Regions from separate parts of the Homo sapiens genome. Here region 2 is linked to region 1. A link is an interaction called in ENCODE POLR2A ChIA-PET data of the cell type or tissue named here. Cell type or tissue: IMR-90. All regions are shown on one strand. Each heading gives the region's core, and the rest is flanking DNA. Links, peaks and the distances in the headings are about the cores only.

Region 1 (5,000 bases), core at 1-5,000:
TGTGGAAGTTAATAAGCATGATTGTTGTTTCAAACCACTATGTTAAATAGCAATGGATAACAAACACAATCCATAGACCTTGAGTTTTTCTCATACCAGAGATTTCATATTCATGAGATCAATGTGCAATTAATGGAAAATGCAACACCAGAAACAACATAATTAACTCTATCCATTTTACTTAAAAAATGGTATAGCCAAGAATGGGGGTACCTAATGGACATTATTGGTAGTAAAGAGTGTGTGTTTTAGCCTACATTTTACTGATCTTGAATGCTGGAACCCACCAGTACACACCATTCCCATCTCTAAGTGCACTGCTGGCTTTATTTTCAGTGAGGACATCCATTCATGTACTCCATTGTCTACTGAAAGCCTGTCGTGCACTAGGCTCTCTGAATTCAGCAGTGACCAAGACAGAAACAATTCTTGCTTTCATGGAGCTTAACATTATTTAGAGAATAAAGGCATATATTACATAAATTATAACAAATCATTACTTTTTTGGCTGTGATATTTGCTCTAATAAGAAAACATAGTGTGTTGTGAGAATACTGAATAGGCTAGCCTGCAGGATAGAAGCAGTGAGAATCAACATAAATTTTATAATGCGATGGGAGTTGGGCATCCATTAACATATCAAATTTATTTTGCAGTGTAAACAACCAATATTAAGCATCATTAAATTACTCCCTCCAAATTTAAAACCACATTCTAGAAGATTCAGCTTAATGCTGGCAATATTAAGATGCTTATCAGATGAATTAATTAGACTAATTAGCTTAAAGTTTAATTAAATAGTAAGTATTAAGTTCATTATCCTCATAACACTGATTTATTTTTTAAAATAGAGGTTTGGGATTTTACATGACTTTTTTTTCTCTGTAATGTTTTATTTTCATTTTAGTGGTTTCAAGATATTTATATCTTATGAAAAACTGTTGAAGAGGCATGCTTTATATTTTTAGTCATTTTTTTTATTGATGATTAATTTTGGCTCTCATCTGTTACTTAGCCATGGTACTCAAAGTGAAACCCCAGAATCAACAGACACAAACTTCCTGTTTTCACCACTGTCAACAAATGGAAATTATATCTTTTAAAAATTCTATTTGTATTAAATTATTTTAATAGAGAGCACCTTGGGCCACTTTTGTTAATTCCCTGGTAAATTTGGAGACTATGGCAAGTTCAATAAACTTCCTCTCCTAAAAGTATAATTTTCTCCTAAAAAGTATAATTAAGGCTAAAATACTTTTGAAAAACACAAAGATACTTGATTAGTAACCAATAAAAAAAAATCTGATGCACATAAACCATTTTATTCTACTCTGATCACCTAAAAGTCAGATTCAGCTGCTCCATTTGTAAATGGGTATATTTATCTTGCCTTCCCAATCTCATTAGGGTCAATGTGAGATAACATATGATTAACAAAATATCAAAGTTAAACTTGTAAATTACATATGCATGATTATAGACTTCTGGAGATTAGTTCATCAAAAATTTATGTTCACCTTTCATATTTTGAAGCTGCTACTTAAAGCAGTTACCCAACCAGGGTTAGCACTTCCTAGCCCCTCTTCCATCAGTCATGACGTTGTGGGTGAAATCTTGTCAACAGATGTACATGTAAATGACACTGGCTAGTCCCATACAAATTTCCCCTACAATTCTTTGTGTTCTCTCACTCTATGTTTGCTGTGTGGATGTTAACACCCAAGATGATATGGGGAGCCATTGCAATAAAAATGGCAAAACCTCCTTTAGACTGGGTTCTTGAGTAACTGAGCAGAGCTTTCATCCCAGGCAGCCACTGTTTCCAGGTGAGTGAGCAACAAACTATTTTGTTAAACTGCTGACATAGATTTGCCTGTTACAGAATCTAGTGTTTGCCTCACACGGTTAAGCACTGATATGAAGTCACTGATCTTCTATCTATAACTGTACATATACGATAAATCAATAATGTAGATCTTACATTTTTGTCATAAAATGTCAGTCATTTTCAATGTTTTAAAAGGTTGACTAGCTCACAATTTTAATAAAAATAAATAAAAGAGAAAATTTTAAAGCAAAATAAATACTGTAAAAATATAGCAGAGTTTCCAAAATAAACTCTGTATAGGTAGATGAGGGCTTCAGTAGGATGCGCTATAGTCAATTAACTTAGAGAATTTGAGTTAAAAAATAATACAGTCTCCTTATGGCATAAATACATAAACGTTCAGATGCTTTTATAAGCCAATGCACTCTTGTACATCTTCAAGGAGTGAATGCAGTGAGCATGGGGAAAGAATTGTTTAAGCTTTTCCTCAGCTTTGAACAAAACATCTTTATTTTCCACGGCATTTCTTGAAACAATCATTTAATGGGGCACACTTTGGAAATGATCACACAGCACAGCTATAGTCTGGAGATTAATATTACACATGGGTGACCATCCTTCTCACTCTCACATTTTCCCACTGTCTTTATAAGGAGCCAGACCACAAGACCATAGGTAGCACCATTAATGCTTCAACAAGTACTCTTTAAAAAAAAAAAAAAAAAAAAAAGCTGTGAAGGATATTACTGGGGCAACTGACAAAATCTGAAAATGGACTGTGGATCAGATAATAGAATTACAGCAATTTTAAGTGTCCTGAGATTTTATTATTGTACTATGCTTATGTAAGAGAACATTACTGTTCTTAGGAAATACACATTGAAGTATTTAAAAGCAAATTACCTTCAGATCGTTTTTTAAAAAGCACATATGGGGAAGCAGACGGAAAAAATCGGAAGGAGAGGGAAAGAGAGAGGTTGACAGAGAGAAGGAAAGGGAAGGAGTGGGGAGAATAAGCAAATGAAGTGAAATGTAAATAACTGGTGAATCTTGGAAAAGGATCTTCAAAAGTTTCTTTTACTACTCTTGCAATTTTTTGGTAAATCTGAAATTTTACACACACACGCAAAACAAAAAAGACTGTGAAGAGTGATGTTCTATAGTAAGTAGGTTTGATATTCATTTTGCTTGTGTTTCATTTCGAACATGTCACAAATGTTTATTTAAAATTGCTATTCTCAGAGCTGAATGACACTAGCGAGACTGCGAGCTTTGACTCAGGCTGCCTCACACCACGGCTGGAGTGTTGGTATGCTGTCAGCATGTCAGGGGCAAAAAGACAGTGTTGCTTTGGGAGAATGGCGTGAACCTGGGAGGCGGAGCTTGCAGTGAGCCAAGATCGCACCACTGCACTCCAGCCTGGGCAACAGAGCAAGACTCCGTCTCAAAAAAAAAAAAAAAAAGACAGGGTTGCTTTGTATTGTTTATTCATGCAGGAAGCTTCTGCTCCAAGAAACAATTGAGACTTTTTCTTTCAAATTTGCTTTGTTTTTTAGCAAAAATCAATCAATTTTTTTTCTTCCATCAACGAATAGGTTGAGTGCTGAAAAATAAAATGCCCAATTTGCTAGGTTTCTGTTGCTCTTGGAGAAGAGCAACTGAAAACTCAATAGCTGATGACCAAGAAAACTATTAATGTTTTGCTCCCATGTGAAGCTGACTGGCAGTAATGACTCCACAGATTACTTTTGCGTTATGCTATAGTTGGTCACGTGTTACTTTCTCCACAGCTTGGAAGATCTAAAAACCCTAGTTATTGTGATCAAGCCAGGCATGAGTGAGCTTGTTTCACAGGTATTTTCTGTGGCACAGGTTTTGGGTAAGAAAAGTCCTTAAATCAAAAATATATTTTAGGCTAGAGAGTGAAATGAGCAATTTTAACACTAAGGATATTGCCATGCATTTTTTTTTTTTTTGTATTTTGAACATTTTCTTAGCTCTGAAGTTTCCCTCTCTGTAGCATTATTAATCTCTCTCCAAACTGCACCATTTTTATCCGAGTTACTGCTTATCACGAAAAAATAAAATAAAATGTCCGTTGACTCCACTCCCGCCCCTTCAACTGCTGTTTCATTTCTCTACTCTTCTTCTCAGCAAAGTAACATGAAAGAGGCATCTAAGGTCTTTGTTTCTATTTCGTCACCCACACAGCACAGTCTGGTTGGTCTTTCCATATCAAGCCCTCCATGCTGACCACTGGGTGATGTGGATCCAAACATAATACAAACCCAAACAAAATTATCCATGCCACTATGTCACACCCTCTTGGCCTGAGCTAGCAACAGCCCTTGGTCTGTGCCTCATTTTACTGTTTAAATGGCTTCAAAATATCTTAAGTTAGGTGGTAGTATTCTAATTACAATTGCTATCCGTTCATTTTCTCTTAGCACTGAAATTCTGTGAATTTTAAACATTATTATTAAAGTCAGAGTCATGGAGATTTCTGGAAATGTAAGGCAGTTTGGCTCACAGTGGCATTCTCTAAAATTAGGCCTAATTTCTTCTGGGTAATAAATGCTTTCACAGAGAAGGAAAGAATCCTGGTGAATTTCCAAAGTAAAATGTGTAATAGACTGTTGTTAAATTAATTCTTAAATGTAGCGATTTTTCCAAATATAGGTTAGCCTTGGGCGGTCTCATTGCATTACTTACTTTTAAGTGATTAAAGGTAACGCTTACCAAATCAATAGGAGATACCAAAGAGGGAACATTAAAACTAAAATTAGCATTGACTGAAGACATATACAAAAATATGAGATCCTGTTTTTCTTGAAAAGTCCAGCAAAATTATTGGAGAGTACAGAAAAAGAAGAAGTCGAAAATGTAATTGGATTGGTAAGTGTTCCCCCTTACAGATATCTTTTTAGAGAAAATTACACTCTTCTGTAAATTATCTAAAAGACATGAATGCTAACACGAGCACAAATGAAACCTACTCTAATGTCTGGACAGCTAAATTATGAGCAACTCTTAATGGCATATTTAAACACCAAATACCTCTGATGATCAAGAATGGCCATTCCATCTCTCTGGGGTGGTATGAAAGAAGACACAAATCACTACATTTCTCTACACCTTAAATGTAGAGAAATGCCATCTTCATTATGGCATC
Region 2 (5,587 bases), core at 588-5,587, 1.0 Mb before region 1:
CAAGTGACTGGAATGTGCAATCAGCAAATTTACAGACAGGAAATAAAGATGAATTAAGTTCGCAATTTAATTGGAATAGAGACCCACAGTCCTCCTTTCCCCATGCTGCCTTGAAAAAGGAACAGCTGACTGGTGAGCCCTATCCAGTTAGTGTCCTGGGCTTTGCTACATTGCCTTGCCGTACAGGACTGTGCATCTGACCAGGTGGAAGTGGGCATTTCAGGAGGAAAGCTGCTGCCCAGATACCAAAGCAAGACAAATGCCAGCACCTGCAATGCTGGAACAACGGGCAGTTTCCAGGGGTCTCAGATCATTGCTGCTTTTGCTGGGAGACAATGATACCATCTTGTCAGGGTTTGTGCTTATTTTGGGGGTATGGGGGGAGTTTATTACCCAAGGCTGCTGGGTATAGTTTATGTAGCAAGTGTAGTACCCAAGGGCATCACATCCTAGGGAATGCCAAGCACACTGCAGAATCAGAGATTGTTTATAATCACTTTCTAGCAGACGTTATTCTTTAAAAATTAATATATTTAAAAAGAGGTGAAATGTCCTGAGGAAGGATACCATTTTATGATTTCCTGAAGGCAACATGTGTGCTAGTGATGGCCCTGGGGTCACCTCATACATCAACCACTATTGAGAGGCAGCAGTGGCTTTTGGAGAGGATTCTGACACCAATTCAGGTGCAGCAGGATCGATCGACAGCCATGGTGAACTAGAAAAGGGCAGTGGCATTCAAACTACAAATCTGCTGTTCTTGATTTCCAATGACCATCATCATTAATAATCTAGTTACTGTACATGTGGTATTTGACTTGAAATTTGTCATTTTCTTCTGGGAATGCACCAAATACTTAATTCAACCCCTAGGCAAAGACTGTCCTCTGGAAAATTACTAGCTTAGATATGTTTTAATGATTGCCACTCTAGCCTCTTTTCTTTTTATTGGCTAGCTTTATGTTCGCTTTCAAAAAATTAGAAAATGCAGATAAATTTTTTAAAGGAGGAAAAAATGTATAACTCCACCACCCAGGAGTCATCACTGCTATAGCCTTTTCCAGAGTTTGAACTGCCCAGTTCTTCTCTGCACATACCATTTCAGCATATATTTTAAAATAAGAACAGATTATACCTACTCTTCTGTAATCTATTTTTATCATTTAGTATATACTATCAGCATCTTCCCATGTGCAGTACAAAGCTTCTATCTGGATTTTTTTGGGCCTATATTTAGTTATCCTACATCCTTTTTAAAATGATCATCCTACTCCTCAAAATTATTTGATAAATGAATATTCACTCAAGTACCAGCTCTCAGAGCATGCTCTTTCTCCCAACACATCTCGGCAACCCCATTTTAGTGGGGCCTTCTAAAGATCAGATAACATTCCAAACCCATGGAGCGAGTCTCTAATAGAATTTCAGACACTGTGATAGAAAGTGGCAGTGCTCTTTCTGGGGGGCTGAAGGGGTGTTCTTGGTGCCCTTGAATTACAAGGCCAAGGTCGTAAATGTCAACAAGCCTTAAGGTAGAAGCCAAGGACAGTGGGATTCAGTCTTGCCCTGATGCAGACCTGCAGTGAACCTCAGTTTCTTTCTCTGTAACTTGACCCCCAAAGTATGCCATGTGGTTGGGTTGTGCAGCCAGGCAGAGAGTGGTAATAATAGATAAGTTGGTGGAATAGGCATGGCTGAAATCTTCTGAGCCTTGTGGGTCAAAGTTGGGAGTTTGAATTTTAAGTATAACAAGAATCCACCTGTTAGTTTTAAGCTGGAGAGTATAAAATTTATAATGTATGAAGACCCCTTTGCTGTTAATGTTAAGGCATGACCCTCTCTCGGCTCAAGCGTGGAAAGGCAGTGACCCTCAGTGGAGCTGGGTTTGAGACATTTCTCTTAAACAGAGCATAGGGAGAAGGCATTCTTTGTGTGTGTATTTGTGTGTGTGTGTGTTTCTCTGTTAGTATTCCTGAAGCAGAAGGTAAGCCTTCCCACCACGGCCAATGGGAGGAGGGTGGCTGCCAGAGGTGTTCTCTAAGGGTCTCTCACTGGCCTCTAATTTGGACCGGCCAGCTTCCCTGGCTTCATTTGTCTTTCTTGGATCTTAAACTGGTATTTCCTCATGGTAAATCAAATAGGTGGTCAGCCTGTAAGTCACAGCCAAGTTCGATGCTAGCAAATGCGTCTATAAATTTTTTTAATGAGGCCAGATGTAGCTCCGGGATATATGTTACCAAGAATAGATCTTACCAACTAGCAGGGTAGCTGGAAAAGACAAAAACCCTCATGACTTTCCTCCTCCTCATATGTCACAACCTTGTCTGGTTTAACCCCTTTCCTTCTTAACTTTTTGATCCCCTGTTGAAGTTTTATGTCCCCCGCTTCAACTTCATATTAGGAAAAATTCTAAACACATAAAATATTTGAAGGAATAATGAATATCCTTATAACCTTGATGTACAGTCAAAATGAACATTTTGTCATATTTGCTTTAACTTTACTGAGTCATTTGAGAGTAAATGGAAGACATTGAGTCACTTCAGCCTTAAATACCTAAGCATGCAACTCCTAAAAACAAGGACATCCTCCTGTGCAACCTCAGAATTGTGATTCCCCTATATTTAAAATTTTCTTAATATGATACACGATGTAGTCTAGACTAAAATTTCCTCAATTGTTCTTAAAATGTTTCTTTTATAGCTTTTTTGTGGAACCAGGATCTAACCATGATGAGTTTTCCAAAGTGTGAATAATATGCAATTGTTATACAAAAACAACGAACTTCAACGATCCCTCCTTGGAGAACTCCCAGGAGCTTGTGCTTCTGCAGAAGTTTCTCTCTGGGAGGAGTTAATGAGTAAAAGTTATGATTCAGTAGTTTTGCATGTACCAAGTGTCACGCTAATGTTTATTATTCCCACTATATGATAACTACAAGAGAAATAATCATTAGGTGATTAAGAACCACAGTCTGTCTACTGTAAAATTGCTGTGTTGACAGTAAAAGCAAAAAAGGTTTTTAGGGTCAGGATGCAAAAATATTTTACTGTAAGGAACTCACATCAGAATTTAAGGGATTCATGTTTTATTTTTGCATTACTTTCTGTCTTAATTTAATTTTCTTTTCATATTATAGTTAATTTAAAACTGATGGACCACTAGTTTTAAAACTGAGGGATTCCATCAAATATCAAAAACCTTAAGTGTTCCCAACTCACTTAGTCTATGAGGCTAACTGGAGACTTGATTTCTCTTGGCTACAGGCTACCATAAAGATTCCGCGTACATATTTTAAAAAGATTCAATATGATCCTAAGAATGCCAGATTTATGCAGAATGGCATTAGACTCTACCTTTAGGGTTCTGTTCACAGCTGAGTGAAAAACTACCATTTTTAGCTGATTTCCTAAAGAGCATCATCAAACCAGTATTTTCTTAACCTTTAACTCTGATTTTTGAGGCAACAAAAAGACAAATAACACTAATGCATTATGTTTTTGTATGGAGAAAGGAGCTGGAAATGGGAGGTCCAGGCACCCCACAGGGATCGCTGCTTGGATTTTCTGGCAGGAGGGGGACGGGGAGCTGGGCCCTAACCAGAGAGCTTAGTGTTCTAAACATTCCCTTATATGGAGGCACATAATGTGTTTCCCGCATACTGATGTTAAGCCCCGAGGATACAGAGCCTGTGAAGCAGGCAAGAAATTAGGCTTCCCACTTGCACCATGACCCTCTCCCCTTGCACAGAATGTACAAGCCACAGCTTCCAGCCCTCATTTGGGACTCCAGGTGCAGTGGAAAGCCCAACCGAGAGACGCTGTCTCTGCTCCTGTTCCACTGGTCCCTCACTTCCAGCAGCTCTTCATAGCCCTTGCTAAATCTATCAGTAATTTAATCTTACCTGATTCTGTGTGTGATCTTTTCCTGTCAATCTATGCCTTGCTTGAATAGTGCTGTATATTACTATGTTTCACTTCCAACCCCTTCCTCCGTCCCCTGAATTGTCAAGGGGATAATAGAATTATTATTCTGGATCAGAATCATGTCTGGTCAACTGGAAAAGATCTATAGCCAGGAAACTGTGGCCTAGAAAGTGGGCTTTCTCTTCCCTCAAGTATATGCCAATGTCTTCCAAGGTTAGCATTTCCTAAAGTGGAAATTGGGCATACAAGGAAATGTGATTTAATCATAGTGAGCCACACAGTGAGCAAGTTCTTTCCTTTTTCAGTTTCCTATCAATCTTTCTGACAACCTTAATGAGAAAGTCTCCATTTGAAACCAGCACATGTTAGCACCTAATATTTACTAATCTTGTTTTTATCAAAGAGGGAGTAGGGCTTGTGTTCAGAGATCTGGGCAGGCAGCAGCTGGAATTATATGACTTTGCTGTATTTTGATTGATTGAATGTATTATTCTGGTTGCTTTCTAATGATGGCAAGGGATGATTTTTTTAAATGGAAGTGATAGTTTCCTTTTAAAATTAAGTTTCAGTAAAAAGATTATGTAAATAACAGAATCAGTGATCTGCAGATGTGGCAAGAACTGTGACAACTAAGCATCAATGTCAAGACTCTGGCAGCTCTAGTCCAAGAAAATGCTTCTAGATCAGAGATCCTCCACTCTGACTGCACATCAGAGTCAAGTGTGGAGCTTTTAAAACATCTGGGTCTGGCCAGGTGTGGTAGCTCATGCCTGTAATCCCAGCACTTTGGGAGGCTGAGGCGCATGGATCACGAGGTCAGGAGTTCAAGACCAGCCTGGCCAACAGGGTGAAACCTGGTCTCTACTAAAAATACAAAAATTATCCAGGCATGGTGGCAGGTGCCTGTTATCCCAGCTACTCGGGAGGCTGAGGCAGAGAACTGCTTGAACCCAGGAAGTGGAGGTTGCAGTGAGCCGAGATCACGCCACTGCACTCCAGCCTGGGTTACAGAGCAAGACTCTGTCTTTAAAAAAAAAAAAAAAAAAACTAGGTCCATTCTCAAGGATTTTGTTTTCCTTGTGACAGGCCTCAGAGATCAGAATTTTTAAGCAGATTTCCAAGTGATTTAAATGAGCAGCCATAGTTGAGACCATTGCACTAACCTGCACTGCCTCCCTGGTGCTTGGCGATGTCCATTGTAGAATAATACTCAGTAGCGCAGACTGTAATATGACCCTGCCCACTGGGGGTGTCCTCACAGAAAAGTCATTGATACAGAACTACATAACCAAGGCTCTGGTTTCTTGGCAGTTACTGGTAAGGCTCACAAAATAAGCAAAAATTGAGCTGGCTTTGGATGAAGGTGATGGATTGCCTCTGTCTCAAATGGTGGTATCTTGAGGATTTTAGAGGATAAACATTACACCAGGAGGAAGCTGAAATGTCCCTCCCCTGATTTATGGTTAATGAGCCTTGTGTTAGGTGTTGAGGATACGCTAATGACCTTTACCTGGGAAATCTTTCCTATTACTTCTGTCTCCTGTTTCTATGGATCAGTTCTTGTTTTATGCCATTTTTCACTCTATTTTGTATCTAAGCTGAGGGTCTCTGACTACAAATTTTCATCAGTAAAATTCTGAACAAAACTTTAACTGATAAAT

The links. Peaks named below come from ENCODE experiments on the same cell type or tissue, not always from the same donor. Only the 100,000 strongest peaks of a DNase experiment are listed, where the experiment ranks them.
Region 2: POLR2A ChIA-PET joins it to region 1 with 9 read pairs; 1 of 35 experiments calls an interaction of 5 or more read pairs at or near these places.

What each region holds. Positions count from the first base shown.
Region 1 is chr5:156,372,954-156,377,953 of GRCh38, reverse strand. All of the region lies in intron 3 of SGCD (sarcoglycan delta), which reads right to left. LOC124901120 (a long non-coding RNA gene) reads left to right here and starts at 1,685. Exons shown (of 3, transcript XR_007059016.1): 1 at 1,685-1,826. In IMR-90, for the core only: no CTCF peak of the experiment used is centred there; no DNase peak of the experiment used is centred there; H3K4me3 peaks cover 247 bases; H3K27ac peaks cover 254 bases.
Region 2 is chr5:157,369,266-157,374,852 of GRCh38, reverse strand. The region is part of intron 26 of CYFIP2 (cytoplasmic FMR1 interacting protein 2); the gene reads right to left. The region is part of intron 1 of NIPAL4-DT (NIPAL4 divergent transcript); the gene reads left to right. Among named protein-coding and RNA genes, the nearest start is that of FNDC9, 26 kb to the right of the region's middle. In IMR-90, for the core only: no CTCF peak of the experiment used is centred there; a DNase peak (open chromatin) is centred at 3,632; H3K27ac peaks cover 1,260 bases.